Regions from separate parts of the Homo sapiens genome. Here region 1 is linked to region 2. Evidence: read pairs that join two places in POLR2A ChIA-PET (ENCODE). Cell type or tissue: HepG2. All regions are shown on one strand. Each heading gives the region's core, and the rest is flanking DNA. Links, peaks and the distances in the headings are about the cores only.

What was found. Peaks named below come from ENCODE experiments on the same cell type or tissue, not always from the same donor. Only the 100,000 strongest peaks of a DNase experiment are listed, where the experiment ranks them.
Region 1: POLR2A ChIA-PET joins it to region 2 with 14 read pairs; 3 of 35 experiments call an interaction of 5 or more read pairs at or near these places.

Annotation. Positions count from the first base shown.
Region 1 is chr4:184,346,581-184,351,803 of GRCh38, forward strand. LINC02363 (long intergenic non-protein coding RNA 2363) reads right to left here. Exons shown (of 3, transcript NR_040108.1): 2 at 3,509-3,698. Among named protein-coding and RNA genes, the nearest start is that of LINC02363, 4.8 kb to the right of the region's middle. RefSeq lists enhancers at 796-1,090, 838-887, 968-1,317. In HepG2, for the core only: no CTCF peak of the experiment used is centred there; a DNase peak (open chromatin) is centred at 2,311; H3K4me3 peaks cover 1,367 bases.
Region 2 is chr4:184,623,185-184,628,678 of GRCh38, forward strand. It overlaps CASP3 (caspase 3), which reads right to left. Exons shown (of 8, transcript NM_004346.4): 8 at 4,512-5,494. LINC02365 (long intergenic non-protein coding RNA 2365) reads right to left here and starts at 1,688. Exons shown (of 2, transcript NR_131967.1): 1 at 1,555-1,688. RefSeq lists an enhancer at 2,461-3,042. In HepG2, for the core only: no CTCF peak of the experiment used is centred there; DNase peaks (open chromatin) are centred at 2,727 and 3,237; H3K4me3 peaks cover 3,617 bases.

The DNA.
Region 1 (5,223 bases), core at 1-5,000, 280 kb before region 2:
TTAATAGAGACGAGGTTTCACCATGTCTCTGGTCTCAAACTCCTGACCTCAAGTGATCCTCCCACCTCGGCCTCCCAAAGTGCTGGGATCACAGGCATGAGCCACTGTGCCCGGCCAAAATATGACCATTTTCTAAAGTCTCTTTCTTTTAAAATTTGGTGTCATGAAACAGTATTTCCTGCCTACAACTTGTAGTCATGTCCTCACTCCAGAATGTACCCTGCTCTCCTCTGAAGAAGAAAAAGAAGACAAAAAAGGAAATCATGTACTATTGGGAAATTGCTGGTTGAAAACTTCTCCTAACTCAATATTTTGTCCTCCTACCCTAGTTCTGTGACAAAGCTCAGTGGTCAGATCATTACACATTTAAGCCAAACAGAACTCAGAAATGGGAGGAGAGACACACCAACACAGAGAAAATCTAAGATCATAAAATAAGCTATTCTAGCCACGTTTTCCATTCTAGGTGAATATTGCCTATAGAAAAATGTTTTTAAACACGATTTTGTGAAAAACTGCTACTGGGAAGCCGCTGACACGAAAAGGATGTCCTCTTGGTGGGGAATTTAATCCCGTTTTTGGTATTTCGTGTCCATTACATTTTCAACAGGTGATCAGGAAAGCAGTGCTGGTGCTGGTGTGATTTCTCGACTTTACAACAGGTGCATACAGGGCATCCAATGAGAGTTTGAAAACATGCATCCCCAGTGATCATTTCTTAGGAGATAGTTGAGGCTGTTTTGTAACTCTCAGTGGCTGCCATAGGCATTTTCACAATGTTGCTTTCCTGTCTTTAATTTTAGTTCCTCTTTGAGCTGTGGAACAGCTAACACTGCTGCAGAAATGACCTTCCGCCATGTTCTGGAGTCTTCAGCTCCAAATGGGATTGGTCAGGGCCAGTGCGTGACACACTGCCTTGCAGACGGAAAGCCTTTGTCAGTGAATTCTCAGTGGTGTCAGATTTCTATTCACTCAAGAACACACCCAGAAACCTGGAGAAACAGCTCTTGCAGAGTAATACCGACTCTCCCTCCTCCTGCTTGTGCACTGGCCCAGGCAGAGAGGAAGGAAGTCACAACTTAAAAATAAAATTCACACATAAGCTTTTGGCCAACATTTACATCTTAATAACCTGAAGTCCCATGGGGTCCCACGCTGAGCTTTGTCCATGACATTCACAGTGTTCACACACCTCAGACCATCTCTTCTGGGATCTTCCTGGGAGGGCTGCCCCAGCAAAGCGAGCAGTGCTGCCCTTTGCTGAGAAAAGGTCTCCCCGTGGCCGGGCTGGAGCCCCACGCGTGTGCTCTTATGTGCTGCTGCTGTGTCCATCTGCCTTGCAATAAATTCCCCAGGCTTTATCAAATGGCCTTGGCTTTAGAATTTGCCCTTCGGGACACTAATGGTAGAGGAAATAGCTTGTCATTAGATCAAAAAAATTGTCATGAAAGTCCCTGCTCTTCTGCAAAATTAACAAAGCCAAGGCCTCCTCCCTTGGAGCCTGCCTCACCTGACAGAGGTGTGTCTGGCAACGTCTGGACGCACCTGGGACCCAGAGCAGCCAGCGGGAGGCTTTCGGGCCCCCTCAGCAAGAGGAAGTGCATTTGAACACCTGGAAACAAAATGCATGTCTCCGGACTGCCCTTCAGTAAAACATTGCTTCCAACTCCTGATATGCAGCTTTATTTTCATTTTTTAGATTATCTCTCGGTAATAGCCAGGACATAACTCATGGCTGACTCCTTTTCTAATTCTCCAACTTGCCTCAGTGCCTCCCAAAGCCTAGTCCCCGATGGTAAGGCTCTGTGACCCAGCGGTCAGGGTGAGGCCCATGGCAGTCGCCTGGTTCTATTAAGAAACCTCTATTTGTAGTCCTGCGCTTCATTAGATAAACTGGTTTTCTGCATGTAGACTGCAAGTAATCACCGCATACAAACAAAATGAACTCTGCCGCCTAGCACTAGATAAGTAATGCTTCAGAAACTATTACTCTAGGCCTCTTCATAAACTCAGTCCCTTCCCAGCCGCCTCCCCACCCCACCCCCTGGCTAAAGTGAACGTGTACTTATTTGCTGGCTGAAATTCTGTCTATCCTGGTTTCACAATCCTCCCTGCCTCAGTGTCAGAAGTCATATAGTTGCACAGACAAGCTTATCTTTTGGCAGCAATTTCTAAAACAAATGTAAGTCCTTTGCTTTTCTCTCCCCTGCCAACCCCCGACACTGTACTGCATCGCATAAGCTTCCAAGCTTGCTTTTAAAGCTTCGTCCTTGAGCACATGGGACATGGAAAAATACTGCCTGATAGGGTGGCTAATCTAGTGGGATGATTGGAGATCAGTGGATTAGGGAGACTGTGGCGTCAATTGAAGATCAAGGTCCACTGTGCTTCATGCCACTCCTTTAGAACACAAAGGCCAATATCATTCTTGCCACACCAGCTTAAAACCCGATACCTCGGAAGCAGGTTAGGCAAGGCAGCACAAGGACTTGCTGAACCCAGAGCAAGCAAATATCCCCACCTGCAAGCCTGCTTGGCAGAGCAGGGCTGACAGTGGGGCACAGAGAAAGTTACCTCAACCATTCTGTACTCCTCTTGCCTTTAACGAGCCCCCATTTTAACCAAGTTTCATCCCTCCTCTTTTTAAAGCCTCTCGAAGGACCCATAATTGCCCTTGATAGAGCTCCTTCACATGTAATTTGAATGTAATTCACTTACATAGTCAATCTGATCAGCACTTACTAATCCATTGCCTATAACTCATTTTTCATTATTATTTCTTGAATGAGTGATTTAAAAAATTGCATATGCATATCGTTCCCAAGTCTCTCTCTGAGCCTCTTTGTGACGGGGATGGAGTAAGCACCAGCTTGTATTTCCTTCCTAGTTCCCCTTCCTGCGGCGCTTCCCTCTTGGGGAGATTTCGGTGAATGCTGAAGATACTTTCTTGGGCAGAAATGAAGGGGCTTTCCATCCTCTGTGGAAGAACCACATTGACAAGCCCCCCAGCACCCCACCTTCTTATTCCCAGTTGTGTGACCTCAGTTTCCCTGACCGTCTCTGTGCCTCTCCTCGCAGCCCTCTTGAGGACTTGTTTCTCCACCCCATGGCTGCTCTGCCAGGCATGGTCTAGGCCTGGACATCAGCAGTCACCAGGTTTGCTTCCGAGGAGCAGCGGCAGCAGGAGGAAGTCTGAAGCTGTGGTGAATGTGCTCCTTTTGGAGCAGGGCCCAAGGCCAACCTGAGTCCAGGAGGAAGAGATGAAGCAGGACAGCTGCAGTGGAGGATGAGGACAGGGGGACGCAGAAGCACCTTCCTGCTGAAGTGTACCGTGAGGGGGTGTGGGGACCACACTTGGGGTTCTGCAGCAGCAGCTGGAGAAGAGGGTCACCTCAAATTGCAGAGGATGCACTGGAAGGCAGAAGGGGGAAAGAGACTCAGAGAGAAACAGGGGGAGGGAGAGTAGGGAGAAGCAGGGGGAAAGGGTGAGGGGAGAGAAAAGAATTACCTGCACAAGATGGCCACTTGGATGGAGGATGAGGAATAGAGAGCCCGGAAGGCGAGAAATAGGTCTAAATTCATGGCACACATTCATACACAGGAGGCCTGGATCTCTGTGGGCGCTGGGGTGTGTGTGCACCGAAGGTCCACCTGGCCTGTAGTTGGTATGTCGATGAGGCCTTTTCCCTCTCAATGTCCTGTGATAGCCGGAAGCATTATAATTGCTTAAAGGATGGTGGCTAGAAAAGTTGAGAAAGTACATATTCCCTAGAGTGCTCTGCTATATTTTTCTACGTTTTTATTTCCTCCAAGAGTGACAATCCCTCAAAAGCTCAGGAGGCTGCTTTGAAGGGGGAATTAGGGGCCAAGAGGCTTGAACGCCAAGAGAGGGAGCTGCGCTATCTCTAGGTGTGAGAATAGGGCTGGCCCAGCCTCCTGAAGAGGGGCTTCTCCAGGCCCAAGCCCAGGACCAACAGCAGCTGTGGGTGTGGGAGAGCGGCTGCTCTGGCCAATAGGACTACACCAACTGGGGTGTCTGAGCCAAACAAAGCCCACCAGGGACACCCCATGTTGGATCGGGCACCATATTTTCCTCCTTCCACCTGGAAAGTGATGCTGTAAGCTCCCGTCTGACTCATTCTCCAGGCTCAGCTTGAGCCCACCTCCAGCAAGAGGCCTCCCCAACCTGCTCCCACCCTCATTTAAACCAACAGCCCTCATGGCATCTACCAATTACAGTTTGCTGTTCATCAGTTTTTCCAAGCAGATTAATATTTTGAGGCCATGAGCAGTAGGGTTTTCAGAATTAAATAGAAAACTTTAGCACTGTTTGAAAACTTTAAGAAAAAAATCGGACTACCAGCAGAAGTGTCTTCCATGAGTGCTTTATACTTTTAAACTGGACTTTTTTTTTTTAATCTGGGAAAGTTGCAAATGAAGATGAAGAATCTGCAAAGACGTATCCCCCGGTGTTTAAAAAGAAATGCTTGGCCAAACAGGCTACCTTCAGGTTGTATTTTTTATTTTAATGAAGCAGGTCGGTCTCAGAAAGAAATGTCATAAAGAAAATGTGGCACATATACACTGTGGAATACTACGCAGCCATAAAAAAGAATGAGATCACATCCTTTGCAGCAACATGGATGCACTGGAGGACATTATTCTAAGTTAATTAACTCAGAAACAGAAAACCAAATATCGCATGTTTTCACTTGTAAGTGGGAGCTAAACATTGGGTACACATGGTCAAAAAATGGGAACAGTAGATACTGGGGAATACAAAAAGCAGGAGAAGGAGAGGGGGTTAAGGGTTAAAAACTACTATCTATTGGGTACTATGCTCACTACCTGGGTGACAGATTCATGTGTGCTCCAAACCTCAGCATCATGAAATTACAGCTTTGTAATAAACTTGCCCACGTACCCCCTAATTCTAAAATAAAAGTTGAAAAAAAAAAGAACACTTCATTTGCAAGGAGGAAATCAGAAGCCCAGGGTATAAAACTGCAAAGGATGTACGGTGGGAGGGAGATGTGACGCCAGTGGAGATTTAACTGTATCGATTATACTGATATTTCAACTAGCATCGTTACTGTTCTTGGTAATAGTAACAAGGCTCTGGTTATAAGTTCCGTTAAGTTTTGAATGGTCTGCCCACCTCTACTTTTCCCATGAGCTAATTATTTTTCACCCTTCGTTTTCCAGAAACGAGAGTTTTCATGG
Region 2 (5,494 bases), core at 206-5,205:
CTGGCCGCCTTTTACTTTTATATACAATATTAGAGCTGAAAGGGCCTGAGTCTTCAAATGTAGACAACAGAAGTTGTAATTTGGCCAAGATCACTTTATCAGTGGCTTAACAGGCTGGAATCCAAATATCCTAGGCCACACACCCACATGCGTACTGCATTTGACTTGAATCTGTTATCTATTATTTCTTAATTGTCTATGCAATGGACCCACAGACTTTCACATGTGAACACTTACTTTTTCTTGCTCTGGATCAACTGAAATTCAGACAAATCTGAAAAGAAATGACTTAAATTGGAGTATTTATTTAATCTATGGAAAGTTCTGACATCTTACTGATAATGATGACATAATAAAGGGCACAACAAGCATGTTTTATTAAAAAGTTTCTAACGGACAGATCAGTGCCATTTCTAGTCACAGCTGCTTCTCACTGCCTGAGTCTCACCAAGGAGAGAAATTTTTTGAGTTCAAGTTTATTTCAAGTGTTAAGTGAAATTTTATTTTAGTGGATTAGAGTATTGCTTCCCGAATGCGGTTTCAACTTGCAAAATGTTAGATCCTGAGGAATGTGTGTGTGTGCATGTGTGACAAGCCTTTCCTTGGAAGTATTATCCTTTAATCTGGGATTATGTCCCTACTTATTTTGGGGTTGAGAGGGAAATGAGGAGGTGGGAGTTAAAATGTCTTTCTTGTTATGAATAATGGGTGATAGCTTTAAAAAATCTGGCAAAAATGAATGATGGATTTTTTTCAAATCCATAAAATCAAAAGTTTGTAAACACAACTAAGTTATGTCACCTTATCTTTTTTTTTGAGACAGAGTCTCGCTCTGTCGCCCAGGCTGGAGTGCAAAGGCATGGTCTTGGCTCACTGCAACCTCTACTTCCCGGATTCAAGCAATTCTCCTGCCTCAGCCTCTCCAGTAGCTGTGATTACAGGTGCCCACCACCATGCCCGGCTAATTTTTGTATTTTTAGTACAGATGTGTTTCACCATGTTGGCCAGGCTGGTCTCAAACTCTGACCTTGCTATCCGCCCGCCTCAGCCTCCCAAAGTGTTGGGATTACAGGTGTGAGCCACCACGCCCAGCCACATTATTTTATTACTGTTCCCACATAGTGAATCTCATTTTAGCATAAAGTCAATGTCCATACAGAAGAGCACACACCCAACATCCTCACCCTGAGTTCCACATCATTTCTATAATGGTCTCTTGCATGCCACTTCATTCTTCTTAGTCCCACCATTTTCATGACCAAATGTGTGCCCCTCCAATTCAACCTGTTTCTGACCACGGCCTCCATCACTGACCTGTTTCTGACCACAGCCTCCATCACTGACCTGTTTCTGACCACAGCCTCCATCACTGACCTGTTTCTGTCCACAGCCTCCATCACTGACCTGTTTCTGACCACAGCCTCCATCACTGACCTGTTTCTGACCACAGCCTCCATCACTGACCTGTTTCTGACCACAGCCTCCATCATTGACCTGTTTCTGACCACAGCCTCCATCATTGACCTGTTTCTGACCACAGCCTCCATCACTTACCTGTTTCTGACCACAGCCTCCATCATTCAGTGTTAGTGTTCCACTCCTCCCACAACAGTGGATCTTCACGTCCATCAGGGCCATCGGGCCATGGATCACACGTCTTATTCCCTATTAGTCCCTTCTTTTCATTTCTGTGTCTATCCAGCTTGGAGTCCATGGTTCATCAATTTGGAAAGTCATTTTGCAGTACTCCAAAATCTGTGGCTCCTGTCTTTTTAAAATCAATGTGGGAAAAAGCCCAAAGCTGGACAAAGCCAACACATGCGCTATCCATGGCAGTACCCAAGCAGCCGAGGGTCATCAGGTAGATTCACACAGCCGCACGGCCTGGAACCACTGCACATTTGTAATCGCTGGTTTCAAATGGGCCCCTACACATGGCCCAGCAACGTTACTAATCTCTGGTCAACTCCCATTCGTGACAATGATTGTTTCAAGCCTGCCTTACTCTTCTAGCCCTCAATCTATCATCTCCCTAACTTTGAACAGAGTTCTTGTCTTCTGCTTCACAGAAAATATAGAAGTTACAGTAAGGGAACTTCCTGCCACAAAACTACAAATGTAGCTTCACACCCAGCCCATTAAAAAAAAAATAAAAAAGGTTCTTCACTTCTTCACACTCCACCCCCAGCTAGGCTAGAATTTACTGCTTGGGTTCTTAGGAACTCTATACTGTCAGTTACCTTTCCCTCTAGTTAATTTTCAGTGTTTCTCTTAACTGGATCCCCACCATCAGCATTAAACCTATTCAAAGCTCTCTCACTTAAAAACAAAACCCCCAAATCTTCCAACTCACCTTCTTCTCCAGCTCCTTCCCTCTCTCCTGTGTGGAAGCTCCAGTGTATCTAACCTGTCTCCTTCACTATCAGGGGAAACCAGCCCCCGATATTTCACATAGGTTCTTTTCTATTTCTCTAAGTGTTGGCCGGTCTAGAAATAAAGGGAAAGAGTACAAGAGAGAAATTTTAAAGCTGGGTGTCCGGGGGAGACATCACATGTCGGCAGGTTCCGTGATGCCCCCTGAGCCGTAAAACCAGCAAGTTTTTATTAGCAATTTTCAAAGGGGAGGGAGTGTACAAATAAGGTGTGGGTCACAGAGATCACATGCTTCAAGGGTGACGAAAGATCACAAGGCAGAAGGTCAGGGTGAGATCACAAGGTCAGGGCAAAACTGGAATCACTAATGAACTTCTATGTCCCACTGTGCTCACATTGTCATTGATAAACATCTTAACAGGGTTCAAGAGCAGAGAACTGGTCTGACTAGAATTTGCCAGGCTGGAATTTCCTAATCCTAGCAAGCCTGGGGGCGTTGCAGGAGGCCAGGGTGTGTTTCATCCCTTATCTGCAACTGCATAAGGCAGACACCCCCAGAGCGGCCATTTCAGAGGCCCCCTCCCCTCCCCAGAATGCATTCTTTTCCCAGGGCTGTTAATTATTAATATTCCTTACTGGAGAAAGAATTCAGTGATATTTCTCTTACCCATTTTTGGTAATAAGAGAAATATGGCTCTGTTCTGCCCGGCCCACAGGCAGCCAGACTTTAAGGCTATTTCCTTTGTTCCCTGAAAAATCGCTATTATCCTATTCTTAAGGTGCCCAGATTTCACACTGTTCAAACACACATGCCCTATGAACAATTTGTGCAGGTAACACAATCATCACAGGGTCCTGAGGCGACAGACATCCTCAGCTTACGAAGATGACGGGACCAAGAGATCAAAGCAAAAACAGGCATAGGAAACCACAAGAGTATTGACTGGGGAAGTGATAAAGGTTCATGAAATCTTCACAATTTATGTTCCTCTGTCAGAGCCTCAGCAGGTCCCTCCGTTCGGGGTCCCTGACTTCCCGGAACACTTCACAGCTGAGTTGCTGCCATTTTTTAACACCAAAACAACGTTGTGATGAAAAGCTCATATATAATTTTGTACACACACAGGTGTATGGGTAGGCTGGATTCCAAGAAATGGGACTGCTACTTCAAAGAATAATTTGATAGGTATTGTCAGATTCCCCTCCACAGAGTATTTTACCGTATCATACTCCCACCAACGGGAGAGTATACATTTCCCACATCTTGCCAACAGAATATGTCACCAAACTGGGGTTTTTGCCGGTCTGATAGACGACAGATACTTTAATGTGCATTTCTCTTATTATGATGCAGATCAAGCTGTTTATTGAATTTAAGGGACATTTGGGTTTTCTTTTTTCTGTGAACTGTTTGTTCATGTCCTTGGCTCATTTTCCTATTGGGTTGCTGGTCTTTTCCTTTGTATCTGAAACCTCTTTACTTAACAGGGAGACTAGAATAAGCCAGATTTTCCTCAACACTATAGAACCACCGCTTTCATATGGCCTTAAAGAACTCATTTATGCTACTCTCTACTCCTCAGAAACAGAAGTCTCCTTTTCCTAGTTAGGACAATTTATTTTGTTTCTGATTTAAAAGTAATATATTTTCATTACAGAAATATTGGAAGAAATTTAAAACCACCCACAACCCCACTTTCCTATATTCCTTTTCTAAGCATATGAAGTAAAAAGACAGCAAATTCCTCTGTCAAAATCCCAGCGCCCAGAGGAGGCCATCAGTAAACATCAACGGCTTGTTGTATATCCTCTTAGGTTGTTCTTCCCATTAGACACTTATCTTGTGGAAAAAGTTTCAAATTCACACATATGGTCATATTTAAGGCCTGAGATCTATGCAAACAAAGTATCTTCCTGGCATTGTGGTCATTTCAGGGTCAGGAACTTCTGCGAGGACTTGGGAAGCATAAGCGATCTGTCTGCCCTGATCTAACTGCCACCACCTCAAAAAACTAGGCTAGGGTTCTGGTGCTTCCTCTTTGACTCTTCCAAATCAAGCTTCTGATTAAAAACATTTTAACTTCCAATTAGTGGCACAACATCAAAAACAACAGCAACAAAAAACTCAAAGACATTGGTAATTTTAAGTTTGAATGTATATTTTGAAATAAAAATGGAAAATAACAAATTTGTACAAAATTGTCACATAGAAACACACTTTAAGATACCATTACATGCTATGTGTATTTACAAAAGTTACAGGTCTAGTAAGAAAAAAGAAACTGTCATTGACAAATGCGAGCTCATTTTTTGAGCAACAAGAAATCTCCCGTGAAATGTCATACTGACAGCCAGTGAGACTTGGTGCAGTGACGGCTCCGCACCTGCTGAGGCCTGGAGCCTGCCTCCCGGGCTGAGGGCTCAGCTCTGGCCTCCGGCTGGATGCCGTCTAGAGTCCTATGTGCTCATAGGTCTTTTTCTTTCAGTAAACAGTATAAAACATTACTATTTTCCTTTGATTGTAAACTTCAACAGAAAATAACATACTTAAGAATTTTGCTACAAAGAGTACTATGATTTTTATTGCCTCACCACCTTTAGAACATTTCCACTTCACAAGTTTCTGATTTGCTTCACTTTCTTACTTGGCGATGGCGCCCTGGCAGCATCATCCACACATACCAGTGCGTATGGAGAAATGGGCTGTAGGCCCTTCCTGCGTGGTCCATGGCTCTGCCTTCATGGAACAGGCTGAGTCATGTCTCTGCTCAGGCTCAAACCATCTACTCTCAAGTTACAGGCAGCTCAGCCCATTCATTTATTGCTTTCCTTATATTCCACTGTTTATTATTTAAGTTGTATTTTCATATGTTCCTATAGAATTTATTCACATTACCTGGCTAATAATCAACAGTTTGGGGTTTTTATATAATAGCTCTTCAGATATATTGCTGGTATATGAAGCTCAACTGATATGCATAGGGACAAATCAGAAGATATTTATGCTGGTAGATCCAGGGGCATTGTAGCACCTTACAGTTAAAACTCCACCCCTCTATGAATGTTAAGTTTTAGCCTTAAAAGTCAAGTTAGTTTGCTCACACTTTCTCTCACATAAAAT